Regions from separate parts of the Homo sapiens genome. Here region 1 is linked to region 2. The links are chromatin contacts, found by Hi-C or POLR2A ChIA-PET in ENCODE. All regions are on one chromosome and are shown on one strand. Each heading gives the region's core, a stretch centred on a gene start or an enhancer-like site at or near the end of the contact. The rest is flanking DNA. Distances are from core to core; before and after follow the strand shown. Region 1 holds the start of SFN (stratifin). Region 2 holds the start of TRNP1 (TMF1 regulated nuclear protein 1).

The links. Hi-C counts contacts between places; a loop is a spot of excess contacts on that map. ChIA-PET counts read pairs that join two places held with the same protein, here RNA polymerase II (POLR2A). Pooled maps may share reads with other maps.
Region 1: a pooled map shows a loop between it and region 2 (5-fold over the local background). The contact joins the promoter of SFN here to the promoter of TRNP1 in region 2. A Hi-C loop is called at or near these places in 1 of 168 maps with a recorded cell type or tissue (mammary epithelial cell) and 7 of 50 pooled maps. POLR2A ChIA-PET finds 5 or more read pairs at or near these places in 13 of 52 experiments (A549, A673, B cell and 9 more).

Annotation. Positions count from the first base shown.
Region 1 is chr1:26,860,817-26,866,855 of GRCh38, reverse strand. It overlaps SFN (stratifin), which reads right to left and starts at 3,707. Exons shown (of 1, transcript NM_006142.5): 1 at 2,400-3,707. The coding sequence starts at 3,643. The coding sequence ends at 2,897. RefSeq lists enhancers at 1,349-1,658, 1,869-1,998, 3,143-4,022 and a silencer at 3,892-4,041.
Region 2 is chr1:26,990,641-26,997,041 of GRCh38, reverse strand. TRNP1 (TMF1 regulated nuclear protein 1) reads right to left here and starts at 3,350. Exons shown (of 2, transcript NM_001013642.3): 1 at 2,430-3,350. The coding sequence starts at 3,255. The coding sequence ends at 2,572. RefSeq lists silencers at 3,018-3,077, 3,108-3,437 and enhancers at 2,853-3,353, 3,578-3,737, 3,491-3,990, 3,991-4,492, 6,070-6,364.

The sequences.
Region 1 (6,039 bases), core at 2,458-4,957, 130 kb after region 2:
TCTACTAAAAATACAAAAATTAGCCGGGCATGGTGGCGCGCGCCTGTAGTCCCAGCTACACGGGAGGCTGAGGCAGGAGAATGGCGTGAACCCGGGAGGCGGAGCTTGCAGTGAGTCGAGATCGCGCCACTGCACTCCAGCCTGGGCGACAGAGCGAAACTCCGTCTCAAAAAAAAATAAAAATAAAAATAAAAATAAAAATAAAAAAAATAAAAAATTAGCTGGGTGTGGTGGCAGGCCCCTGTAGTCCCAGCTACTAGGAGGCTGAAGTGGGAGGATCGCTTGAGACCAGAAGCTCGAGTTTGCTGTGAGCTGAGATCACGCCACTGTCGCACCTGGGTGACAGAGCCAGACCCTGTCTCAAAAAAAAAAAAAAAAAAAAAAAAGTCCTGGCGCAGTGGCTCACTCCTGTAATCCCAGCACTTTGGGAGGCCGAGGCAGGCGGATCACCTGAGGTCAGGAGATTGAGACCAGCCTGGTTAATATGGTGAAACCCCGTCTCTACTAAAAATATAAGAAAACTAGCCAGGCTGGTGGCATGCACCTGTAATCGCAGCTACTTGGGAGGCTCAGGCAGGAGAATTGCTTGAACCCGGGAGGTGGAGGTTGCAGTGAGCCGAGATCGTGCCACTGAACTCCAGCCTGGGCGACAGAGCGAGAATCTGTCTTAAAAAAAAAAAAAAAGCTAACATTTGTTGAGTCTGTCCTATGGGTTACTTTACAGCAACTATAAAAGGAAGGTACTGTTTTTCAGTTCCCCTGTTTATAAATGAGGACACAAAGGTAAGCAAGATTAAGAGCCTTGGCCAAGGCAGGCTGGGAGTCAAACCCAGGCTGTCTGAGTCCAAAATCGCAAATTTTCTCTTTTTCTTGGGTGGGGGGACCGAGTCTCGCTCTGTCGCCCAGGCTGGAGTGCAGTGGCGTGATCTCGGCTCACTGCAAGCTCCGCCTCCTGGGCTCATGCCATTCTCCTACCTCAGCCTCCCGAGTAGCTGGTACTACAGGTGCCCGCCATCACTCCCGGCTAATTTTTTGTATTTTTAGTAGAGACGGGGTTTCATTGTGATAGCCAGGATGGCCTCGATCTCCTGACCTCGTGATACGCCCGCCTCGGCCTCCCAGAGTGCTGGGATTACAGGCGTGAGCCACCGCGCCCGGCCAAAACCGCCATTTTCACTCTTGTGTTAGCCTTTAGTCCAAGCCCCTTATGATACAAGAGGGAAACTGAGGCCCAGGGAGGTATAACGGCTTTTCCAAGGTCGCACAGCCAGCCAGGGACACAATCCAAGCCTCTCGGCGACAGGTCCAGGGCTGCTTGGATTTCGGAGTGTGGTGGGGGCATCTTGGCGGCCTTTTTCCAGCCAACCCCCGCGGCCGGCCCGGCCCAGGCCCAGCCGGGTGAGCTGATGACTCAACGGGCAAGCACTGCATTTTGCGATCCTGGCTCGTCCCGCTGCTCTAGAGGGTTCCCAGCTCTCGGGCCGGACGGGCGGCAACTTGTCTGAGTGAAACCGGGAAAGCTCCGCCCCTCGGCGCTCAGCGGGCGGCGGGGGCGCCTCTCAGTCAGTCAGCGAGTCGTGGTGTCCGCCAGGCCTGGCGGGCGGCGGGAAACTCGCCGCGCGCGTTCCGCCGCTCACTTTCCCATTGGCCAGTCAGGCCCCCGGGGCGGTACCCTGGGGCAGCTCCCTCCTGTGATTGGGCGGTATTGGCCTCGGGCCCCGCCTCCAGTCCAGGGCTGCGAAGGCGGGACGGAGCAAGGCGGCTGCAGGTTCCGGCGTGTTGCTGGCTGCAGAGAGCTCAGGCAGCGGGCTCGGTAGGCACAGCTCCCAGCGGCCCTTCCCACCCAGCTCGTCCTTCCTCCCCTTCAGCCCGTTTCCTTTTGTCTCCATCTCCGAACTCTGTGGGACGTGACCCTCTCCTAAGATCTAGGCTTTTTTGGCGGCGCTATACCCCTTCCTCAGATCGTACTCCCCTCCGCTGAGATCTGAGCCCTTGATGAAACTGTGACCCGCCTGCAAATCGGGTGCTCAGTGCCGCTCACTACTGCGGCGCTGTCCTTAGATCTCACGCCGGAGACTTCACTATTTCCTGCCCCGCTCCACCAGAGCTCGTCAGCCTCCCGCGCCGTGGCTCCCACTCACCTCCCCTCAGCCCGGCAGAGGAGCCACGGCGCCTCCTGTGGGTTCACCCGACCCTCCCGGTCCCGTCCAGTTTGACTGGGGCCGCCGTGATGGAGAGAGCCGGACCCCGGCCTCACCTGGACTCAAAGTCTTGCGTGCGGGCCACTGAGCCACCTAGGGAGTTCAGGGCCCTAACTCAGAGGTCCAAAGTCAGGGTCTCTAAGTCAGATTCCAGTCCCACTCCCAGCCCATCGCCAAGAACTGGAAGAGAGACAGGAGGAGTGTCACAGGGGAACTTTATTGAGAGGAAACATGGTCACACCCAGCAGACATGCTTTCCCTCAATCTCGGTCTTGCACTGGCGCGCGCGCACACACACACACACACACACACACACACACACACCCATCTCCAGCCCCTGCCACTGTCCAGTTCTCAGCCACAAGGCGGGACACTCCTCAATTCCTACGATCAGAGGCAGCAGGGGCAGGAGGGAGGCAAGAGGAGGGGAGAAGTAGCCTGGTCCTGGGGTCGGGAGGAAGCGGGTGCGGAGAGCAGGGGTGGGGGCATGACCAGTGGTTAGGTGCGCTCAACAGCTGCAAGAAGAGTGGGATCCCCAGCCCCAGGTGGCCTCAGCTCTGCCAGTCCCTCTCCACGGAGCCCTTTGGAGCAAGAACAGCGCCTAGGGGAGAAGGGTGGGGCCTCCCACCCCATACTAGTCCTCTCGGCAGGGTGGGGGACTGGAGGGGGCAGGGCGGGGCGGTGGCGGGCAACACTCAGCTCTGGGGCTCCTGGGGAGCCTCGCCCCCCTCTTCCCCGGCGTTGTCGGCCGTCCACAGTGTCAGGTTGTCTCGCAGCAGCTGCATGATGAGGGTGCTGTCTTTGTAGGAGTCCTCGCTGAGGGTGTGCAGATCAGCCATGGCCTCGTCGAAAGTGGTCTTGGCCAGAGAGATGGCCTCCTCGGGGCTGTTGGCGATCTCGTAGTGGAAGACGGAAAAGTTCAGGGCCAGGCCCAGGCGGATGGGGTTGGTGGGCGGCATCTCCTTCTTGCTGATGTCCATGGCCTCCTGGTAGGCTGACCGGGCTGAGTCAATGATGCGCTTCTTGTCGTCACCGGTGGCCACCTCGGCCAGGTAGCGGTAGTAGTCACCCTTCATCTTCAGGTAGAAGACCCGGCTCTCGGCGTCCCCGGCCTCCTTGATGAGGTGGCTGTCCAGCAGGCCCAGCACGGTGTCGCACACGCCCTGGAGCTCAGTCTCCACCTTCTCCCGGTACTCACGCACCTCGGGCCCCTTCTCCTCCGAGCCCTCCTCGTTGCTTTTCTGCTCAATACTGGACAGCACCCTCCAGGCAGCCCTCTGGCCGCCCACCACGTTCTTATAGGCTACTGAGAGCAGGTTTCGCTCTTCGCAGGAGAGCTCCTCGCCCTTCTCCACGGCGCCTTTCATGAAGGCTGCCATGTCCTCATAGCGTTCGGCCTGCTCTGCCAGCTTGGCCTTCTGGATCAGACTGGCTCTCTCCATGGCTCTGGGGACACACAGGCGGGCGGCGGGCTAACTGCTGCCTGGGACCAATGCCGGACTCTGTGTCTCTCCTGCTCTTGGCCTGCCTTTTGGCTGGGTGGCCAGGCCCAGAGAAGGGTGGGGAGGAGCAGGGGGCGGGACCAGGGCCCAAGACCTGCCTCCCTCTCCTCTCTTCCCCACACCCTTTCCGGCTCTGCAGTAAAGGTAAAAAGGCTGGGATGTGGGGGTGAATCATCAGAACAGTCAGCAGGAGAAATCTGGGCGTGGGCCCCACCTGCACTGGCACCTTTCCAGGCTCCAGGCTGCCCCCTCTTGTTCGGGGCTGGCATCACATGGCTGCCCACATCAGGAAACGGCTTCTCAAATCAGATCCACTTTCACAGTGCCCTTCCAGGGGCTAAGGACGGCTTTAGCCCCTGGCTGCTTCAGCCTCGACAGAGCCCATAAAGGTTCAGGAGGATGGGGTTCCTAATCCTGCCAGGTAACTTCCCCCCTTGGTTCAGGTGAGGATAACTCATGTTTAGGTAGGGCCATGGAGTTTCCCAAGCACTTTCATATTCACGATCGAATTTAATCCCCACCATGTCTCTGTGACACACACAGGACCATAGAGATGGGAACACTAAGTCTCAGAGAGGGGTGAGATTTGCTCAAAGTCACATAGCCACCAATTCCCTGAAACTCCTTTCTGCACCCTCTTCCTTTAGCTTTTCTCCCATTGAGGCCTCTGACCTATGAGCTCCAGACTGTGTTTGGAAGTGAGATCCAGGCTCCTTCTCAGTCTACCTGAAGATGGTTCCATCCTCCAGGCCTCATTCCCCCTCAGGGTCCCCTCTGAGCTCCCAGAATGCGCAGGTGGCAGCTTTCAGAGTGCCGCTTAATGAAGTGTTTAACAAGCAGCCTCTGAAGCTCCAGCCCAGCCTTTGTAATTAGTCACCCAGTAGGTTTGTTGGACACATTTCCCATCACTACACAATTTTCCCTTTCAAGTTGGTGGCCTGTTGCCACTTGTTTGAGGATTTACCCTCTGGCCCTCCACGCCAGGTCACCTGCCCTCTCCAAGCCACATGCCATCAGGTACCAGCGGGGCTCACAGAGGGTGGGGTCCAGCTCCCCGGCTGTCCCACTTTCCTGCCTGACTCAGACTGCTCTCTGTCTGAGGCTGGGAAGCAGTCCAGTTTGATCCCCCAGGGGGGACGCTAGCAACCTGGGGAGAGAGAGGACTGAGAAAGGGAGGTGGCAGTGACACATACCATTCTGTTTTATGGGGCAGCAATTCCAGCTACGTGATGCCTCCCCCAGCCTGTTTCTCAGAAGTTTACTTGTTCTTTCCTTTTTTTTTTTTTTAAATAGAGAGCAGATCTCACTACATTGCCCAGGCAGGTCTCAAACTCCTGGGCTCAAGCGATCCTCCTGCCTCAGCCTCCCAAAGTGCTGGGATTATGGGCATGAGCCACTGTGCCTGGCCTGTTCCTTCCTTTTGACCATTGCCCCATCTCTGACCCCTGGCAGAGTCCTCAGAGATGGAGACCTCTGTTGCCAACGTTCTTTCCCTGCTTGCCGGAGCCCTGGCCTCAAGTTTCATCAAGAGTTTCACCTAAGGGTGTTGGCATTGAGCCTATAGGGATGGATTCCTGCTTATCTGCCCCACCCATAGCCAAAGCTTAGATGGGGCTCAGAGGTAGGGCTCCCTTCACTGGGATTCTGCCGACCTAATAGTTGAGCCAGGATAATTTCACAGGCCTGTGTCTCCCCCAGCTACTCTGAGTGTCTGAACACTCATCTTCCCTCCTGGAGGGAGGCTTAGGCCAGAACTCTGGGGACCAAAGACGAGATCCTTCTCTTTGCCACAAGGAGGAGTAGGGACATGTCTGGGCTAATGCTACAGGGTTTCCAAGGAAGTAAAGGGGATTTTAAGTTTGACGTCCCAAAGATTTTGCTCAAATCAGAGAACTGACACAGAAAACAATAGGAACCACACTAAAATACCAACTTCTAGAGGGTATCTTGAGGTAGTGAGAGTGAGTGATTTTGCTTCCCTTTGATTTTCTTTCTTCTCAATTTCCTTTTTAGAGATAGGGTCTTACTCTGATGTCCAGGCTGAAGTACAGTGGTATGATCACAGCTCACTGCAGTCTCAACCTCCTTGGCCTCAGGTGATCCTCCTGCCTCAGCTTCCTAAGAATAAGGTGCTCACCACAACGCCCAGCTAATTTTTGTATTTTTTTGTAGAGACAGGGTCTCACCATGTTGCCCAGGCTGGTCTCGAACTTCTGGGTTCAAGCAATCCTCCTGCCTTGGCTTCCCAAAGTGCTGGGATTACAGGTGTGAGTCACTACACCTGGCCCTTTTGATTTTCTTATTCTCTCCAATTTATAAATAGTGAATATAGGTCG
Region 2 (6,401 bases), core at 2,101-4,600:
ACGGGTGAGCTTCTAGAGGGGGCCCTGGAGGGTCAGGCAGGTGTGGGAGGTGCCTTTTGTTAGTTGGCTATGTGGTAATGGACATAGCACTAACTAGGAGCTGGGGTTCAAGTCTACATGTGTGTGCCCTGGCCAGGAAGCTTGATGAGGAGCAGTGGGACATCTGGAAGTGGAGGGAGGGGGCAGAGCTGCCTGTGACACCAGGACCAATCTCCATTTACTACCCTCTACTTCACACACACACACACACTAGCCAGTGTCGTCTCTAATTCTCTACTCACCCACCCCACCCCCAAATCGGGACAAGCTGATTACAAATAAATCCTGGAGAAAGCCAAAACTGTGATGGCACCGAGCACTTTACACCATTAGCTAAAAGCTTCTCCGGACCAAGTGCCCCCTCCCATGCAACCCAGAAAACAAATGGTCCTGGCTGCAGCCCAGCACCAAGGCCTGAGCTCAGCTCTTTCCAAGATGTCCTGTCCTCTCTAAGCCTCTAGACCCCAAATGACCCAAGTGGCTTTGGAAGGTGTTCCCTGTTTGGAAAGACCAGAGGATGGCATTGCCCCCTTCATTACTTCCCTGGGGTTCCCTAACTTTGTCAGAGGCTCTGAGACTCCCTCCTGAACCTCCCTTCCCCAGCTAAGAAAGGGTTCAGGAAAGCCTTGCTGTTAGCCGAGAAACCAGCCAAAAAGTTTGGTATCCAGGGAGAAGGGCTGATGAGGGAGGATCCCATAAGGGCCCCAAGCCTCAGCCTATCAGAGCAGTGCACCTGACCCTCCCAGATTCCTGTGGAAGGAAGCATCCTCCCCACTTCACCCCATTCCCAAGCCCTGACTCAAGGAGGGACTGAGGAAAGAGGCCCAGAGAGGGGGCAGAGTTGTTCTAAGTCACAGAGCAGACAGGATCCAGAGGACAACTCTCCCTAGCCCCTGCCCAGGGTACTGTGGGAGGTGCACACACAGGCCAGGGACCTTGATTCTTCCCTCACTGGCATGTGACCTTGAGAAATCCCCTCTCCACCCTGCAAAAGTAGGACTTTAAATTAGCTCATGGCTCTATCAGCAAAAGCAGTGCCTGTTTCCAGGTGTGAGTTAAAATAATACATTATCAGCCAGGTGCAGTGGCTCACACCTGTAATCCCAACACTTTGGGAGGCCGAAGCGGACAGATCACCGGAGGTCGGGAGTTCAAGAACAGCCTGACCAACATGGAGAAACCCGGTCTCTACCAAAAATACAAAATGAGATGGGCATAGTGGCACATGCCTGTAATCCCAGCTACTTGGGAGGCTGAGGCAGGAGAATCGCTTGAATCCGGGAGGTGGAGGTTGCAGTGAGCCAAGATCGCACCATTGCACTTCAGCCTGGGCAACAAGAGCGAAACACTGTCTCAAAACAAACAACAACAACAAAAAAATTATCTTTCCATGATTTAGTGAGGAAGAAGAAGGACCTCTGCCCTGGGTTAACGTCACCACAGCCCCTCTGGGAGGTTAAGAGATCCACTTCGCAGACTGATAAGTGAGAGTGAAATTAACTCAGCTGGTGAGCAGCAATGTGGTAGCCAGGTCATTCACAGTGGGGACAGAGGAATGGGAGACTGAAGGGCATCTGGACAGGAAGAGAAGCAGATCTCACCTCAGATCTGGCTCTTTAAGGCCCCCCTTTCTGGAAGCTGATACCACACCTGCCCCCTTGGGGCCTGTTAAAGGGTATCACCTGGTTCCAACCTGGCCGAGCCATCTTAGTAACAGGTTGGGAGTTAAGCCTCTAGGTTCTGCTATGTAAGGATCCCTGGGTGAGCAGGTGCCAGACATCCTGTCCTGGTTATGTGAGTCAGGCTGTAATTTTTGCGAACCTGCATGACGGCATAAGAAAAGCTGTCTCCTAGAAGAAGAAGGGCCTAAGTATGAAGAGAACAAATCCTAAACCTCTCTGGGATTCCGTCTCCCCAAAGGTGAAACAGGCCTAGAGGGGGAATTCAGTGGTACAGCCCTGTGCCAGCCTCCACCCCATCCTGGGGCCTCATTATTCTGTCCTCCCGAAGGCACGGAGCTGGGCGGCGCCAGGAAGCAGCATCCTCAAGGGCAAGACTGCTCACAGCTCCGAGGGGCCCGGGAAAGGCCACGCAAGTGGGGGTGAGGATGGGGGGTGCTGCATCCGTGCGGCAGGTTCCAAGTGGTAAAAGTTTGCCGCCAACCCGTTCCTGGGATCTGAGCCCCCTCAAGAGTCCAACTCTTATAATGGAGACTTGATGCTACCACCTCTCACTCTCCAGATGGTCGGGAGAGGCGGCAACAGAAAGTGGCAGCTTTACTAGGGACCCAGCAGACGCCAGAAGCTCCAGGGAAGGGAGTTCCCGGGCCCTGGACCAGCCCCCCACACGCCATGACCGACCCTCGAACGCACCAGCCGCTAAGACCGCACCTCAGCCTCCTCTACTGGGCCCCTGGCCCCCAACTGCCTCTTCCTGCGGATCCGTAGTCCTTCCAGCCGGCGTCCGCGATCAGTCGGTCGGTCGGCACCTCGGCGAAGCTTGTCGGGGTGGCCAGGGGTCCGGGCGTGGAGGTCAGCGCTGCGGGGAGGCGGGGCCGCGGGGCGGGCTGCGGCGGAAGGGCGAGTCGGGCTCGGGGCCGTGGCCGCGCCGCAGTCGCCCGGCACCCCAGGGCACGCAGCCGCCCAGGCCCAGCGCCGAGGCCAGCAGCGCGGGGGGTCGGCCGCGGCGGCCGCGGCGCGGGCCCTTCTTGAGGCGCGACCCGTGAGCCGCCAGGTAGAGCTCGGCCTGCGCCACGCCGCCGCTCAGGCGGCTCAGGCTCTCCGCGCGGTGCGCCAGGCGCAGCTCGGCCGCCAAGAAAACGCGGTGCAGCTGCAGCACGCGGCTCTCCAGCTCCGACACCAGGCGCCGGCGGCCCTCCACCTCCAGCAGCCGCCGCCGTGCTTCGGCCAGCTCCAGCGCGCGGCCCCCCGCCCCCGCAGCCGCGCCAGAGCCCCCTCCGGGGCCGGCGAGCCCCGCGATCCCGCTAGCGCCCTGGCGCCAGCGCTGCAGCTCCTGGTCCTCGGCCGCGCCTGCTGAAGCCCCAGCTGCGTCCGGCAGCGGCGGGGACTGACCCGGGGTCGGGGTAGGAGTCAAGGTCGGAGTTGGGGGCGGGGGCTGAGAGGACGGCATGGGATCCCAGGGCGGCGGCGGCGACCTCTGCTCTGCCGTCCCCTCCTGGGCCCCCGGGCCGCAGGCGCTGATGCGGCAGCCCGGCATCCCCCGCCCCCCACCGGCGGTCTGCGGCTGTAGGTGCGCAGGGAGGATGACCACAGCACACCCGAACAGCTAGACACGGCCACAGCCCCCACCCCAGAGGCGCGCCCGCCGTCCGCGCATCTTATAGAACACGGGGCGGAGCGACGGGCGGCACAGCCAATCAGAGACAGGCACGCCCTGAATCCGCCCCGCCCCCCCCCCCCCCCCCCGCGCTCTGCACATTCAGGGCATTCCCCAAACCCTTCAGGTCCTGCCCTTCGCCGGATTCTGCTCCGCTAGGGCATCCGGTCCCCTTTCGCCTCTCCCCAAATTTTGGGTGCAAAGGGAGCCTCATCTTCCCTGGTTTGGCCCCTCAGAGTCATAAGCTCTGGTAGCTGGTGTTTAGAAATTCACGGAATCCGGTCTCCATCCGGGGGAGGGTCTTGCCTAAGGCCTCTGTGCGAAGAGAGCCTGGGCTAGAACGCAGGAGGCTTGACTCCTTGTGCCGTGCTCCTCCCACACCTCATGCTGCCCTTGGCCGAATCAGTTCTGCCCGGTCTCTCCTGGGCCATAGGGCTCTCAAGGACCCCCTTTCCCACCTCACTAGGGCAGTGGAAGGGTTAACGCAGAGGGGCGACTGCCGTCCTGGTGGGACGGGGATCTAGCTGGACTGATTCCACGATAGGTAGAGCGCTTTATTCGCAGAACAAATACCTCAGCGCTGCCGCTGAGCCTGCAAACCTTGGTGGCATCACAGAGGAGCCCCGGACCCCACGGTGTGCAAAGTTCTTTCCCTGCCCCGGCTCGTGTTTACTCCTCCCAGCCGGTGTTCCTACACATTTTAAAGAGGGGGAAACTGGCCGGGCGCGGTGGCTCACGCCTGTAATCCCAGCACTTTGGGAGGTCAAGGCGGTCGGATCACCTGAGGCCAGGAGTTCAAGACCAGCCTGAGCAACATGGCGAAACCCCATCTTTACTAAAAATAGAAAAAAATTAGCCGGTCGTCGTGGTAGGCGCCTGTAATCCCAACTACTCGGTAGGCTGAGGCAGGAGAATCGCTTGAACCTGGGAGGCGGAGGCTACAGTGAGCCAAGATCGCGCCATTGAACTCCAGCCTGGGCGACAGAGCAAGACTCCGTCTCAAAAAAAAAAAAAAAAAAAAGCCGGGGGCGGGAAGGGGGAAGGGGGGTGTGCGGGGGCGGGGAACTGACTGGCGGGGCGCGGTGGCTCCGCCACCACTTTGCGAGCCCGAGGTGGGTGGATCACCTAAGGTCAGGAGTTCTAGACCAGCCTGGCCAACATGGTGAAACCCCTGTCTCTACTGAAAATACAAAAAAATTAGCCAGGTGTGGTGGCGCACCTCTGTAGTTCCAGCTACTCAGCAGGCTGAGGGAGGAGAATCGCTTGAATTCGGGAGGCAGAGGTTGCAGTGAGCAGAGATTGTGCCACTGTACTCCAGCCTGGGCGACAGAGCAAGACTCAGTCTCAAAAAATAAATAAAAATAAAAAATAAAGAAGGGGAAACTGAGACCCTGAAGGGCAGTAGTGCTTTGCCCAATGTCTTATTGACGACTGGTGGCTGAATCCAGATTTTTGAATCTGGACAGAAATGCACGAGCTCAGCCATTCATGCCCTCTGGGGGCTCAGATACCTGGGTCTAGTCCTCTTGGTGGAGGGACGTTCTTTATGTGGGACTTTATCTGACACTTCTCATCTGGCCCTGACAAAATGATAGAATGGAACCCTGCCCACTTTTCCCCCAACAGAAATGACCCTGCCATACCAAACACTGGCTCAGACACCATGGGCCTGCCTCAGTTTCCATCTACTTGAAGGTGGCATCAGAGATGGGAGGTCTCTGTGGTGGGTGGGGGCAAGGGCCAGGGGTCCAGAAACCAGCTCTGAACCCGATTGGGAAGGACTGCAGCAGACCCTGGGCTCAGGAGGACCTGCGGAAGGTATGGCCAGTGTGACTGCTGAAGCCTGAAGAGGAGGCAGATGGCGTGCTTGCATGATGTGCAGGATGATGATAGAGCCTCATCCTCCCCCCATGAACACATGTTCTCTAACTGCTTTCAGGTGTCTTAGAGTGAGTGAGACTGAGTGATGGGGACTCGTGGGCGAGACAGTTGGGCTCCAAAGAGGCAGCTCAGAAGCGGCTGGGAGAGGAAGGCGGGTGGGTGAGAGGCGCCAGGCTCAGTGAAGAGGAAGGGTGGAGGGGTTGGGGGAGGGAGGAGGTCAGAAGCAGGGTGCCCAGTGACCAGGGGTGGTGGAGACTCAGTGAGGGGAAGGGGAGGGCTTGGGAGGATGACTCAGTCAGAGGGGAAGAAGAGCTGTTCAGTGACTGTGCTGGGGCTCAGTAGGGGGAAGGGGCTGAGTGTGTGCAAAGGTGCTGGCGGAGGCTCGCCATGGGGGAAGGGAGGTTCAGTGAGGGGCATGGGAACTCAGAGAGTTGGAGGGGCTCAGTGAAGATGAGGGAGGCTCAGGAGCTACCAGGTTGCCCCCAGCAAGGAGGCTTGCCCTGCTGAATGATGGTGTCCCTTTGAACAGTCTCTTTTGTGTCATGCAATCATAGGTCTTTCTCAGGGCAGAAGCCCCTCATTGCCATGGTGGTGGGGAGATGGACAGGTGTTTTGCCTTCATGAGGCAGATCACTGCTCCCAACTCCTCAAGGACTGATTCAGGGGAAGAAGACTAGGACTTATCTCCACCCCCAACCACTGGCCAGATCCAGAGAACCAGTCAGACCCGGGTTGAAAACCAACACACACTGCCCATCTGGGTGACCTTGGGCAAGTAATTTATCTGAGTGGGAGAAGATGCACAGTATATATTTATTGAAGGAATGAATGTTCTCTGTCTCGTGATATCATCCCTAAGAAAGGGAGATTGATAGCCGTCTCTTCCTGATGAGAAACCAAAGTCCAGAGAAGTGAAGAGGCTTGCCCAAGTTCACACAGCAGGTAAATGGCCAAGCAAGAATTCAAACACAGATATGACCCACTCCGTGGTCACTCCTTACCTCCCTGTTCTCTGACAATGCTCCCTGTTGCTATCCTCTGTGGTATTTCCTATGAGTCATATGTATGTATTTGTTTATTGTTTAATTATTAATAGTCTCTCCCCCTTGACTGGTTTTGCTTATCACTAGAATCCCCTGAAGTCA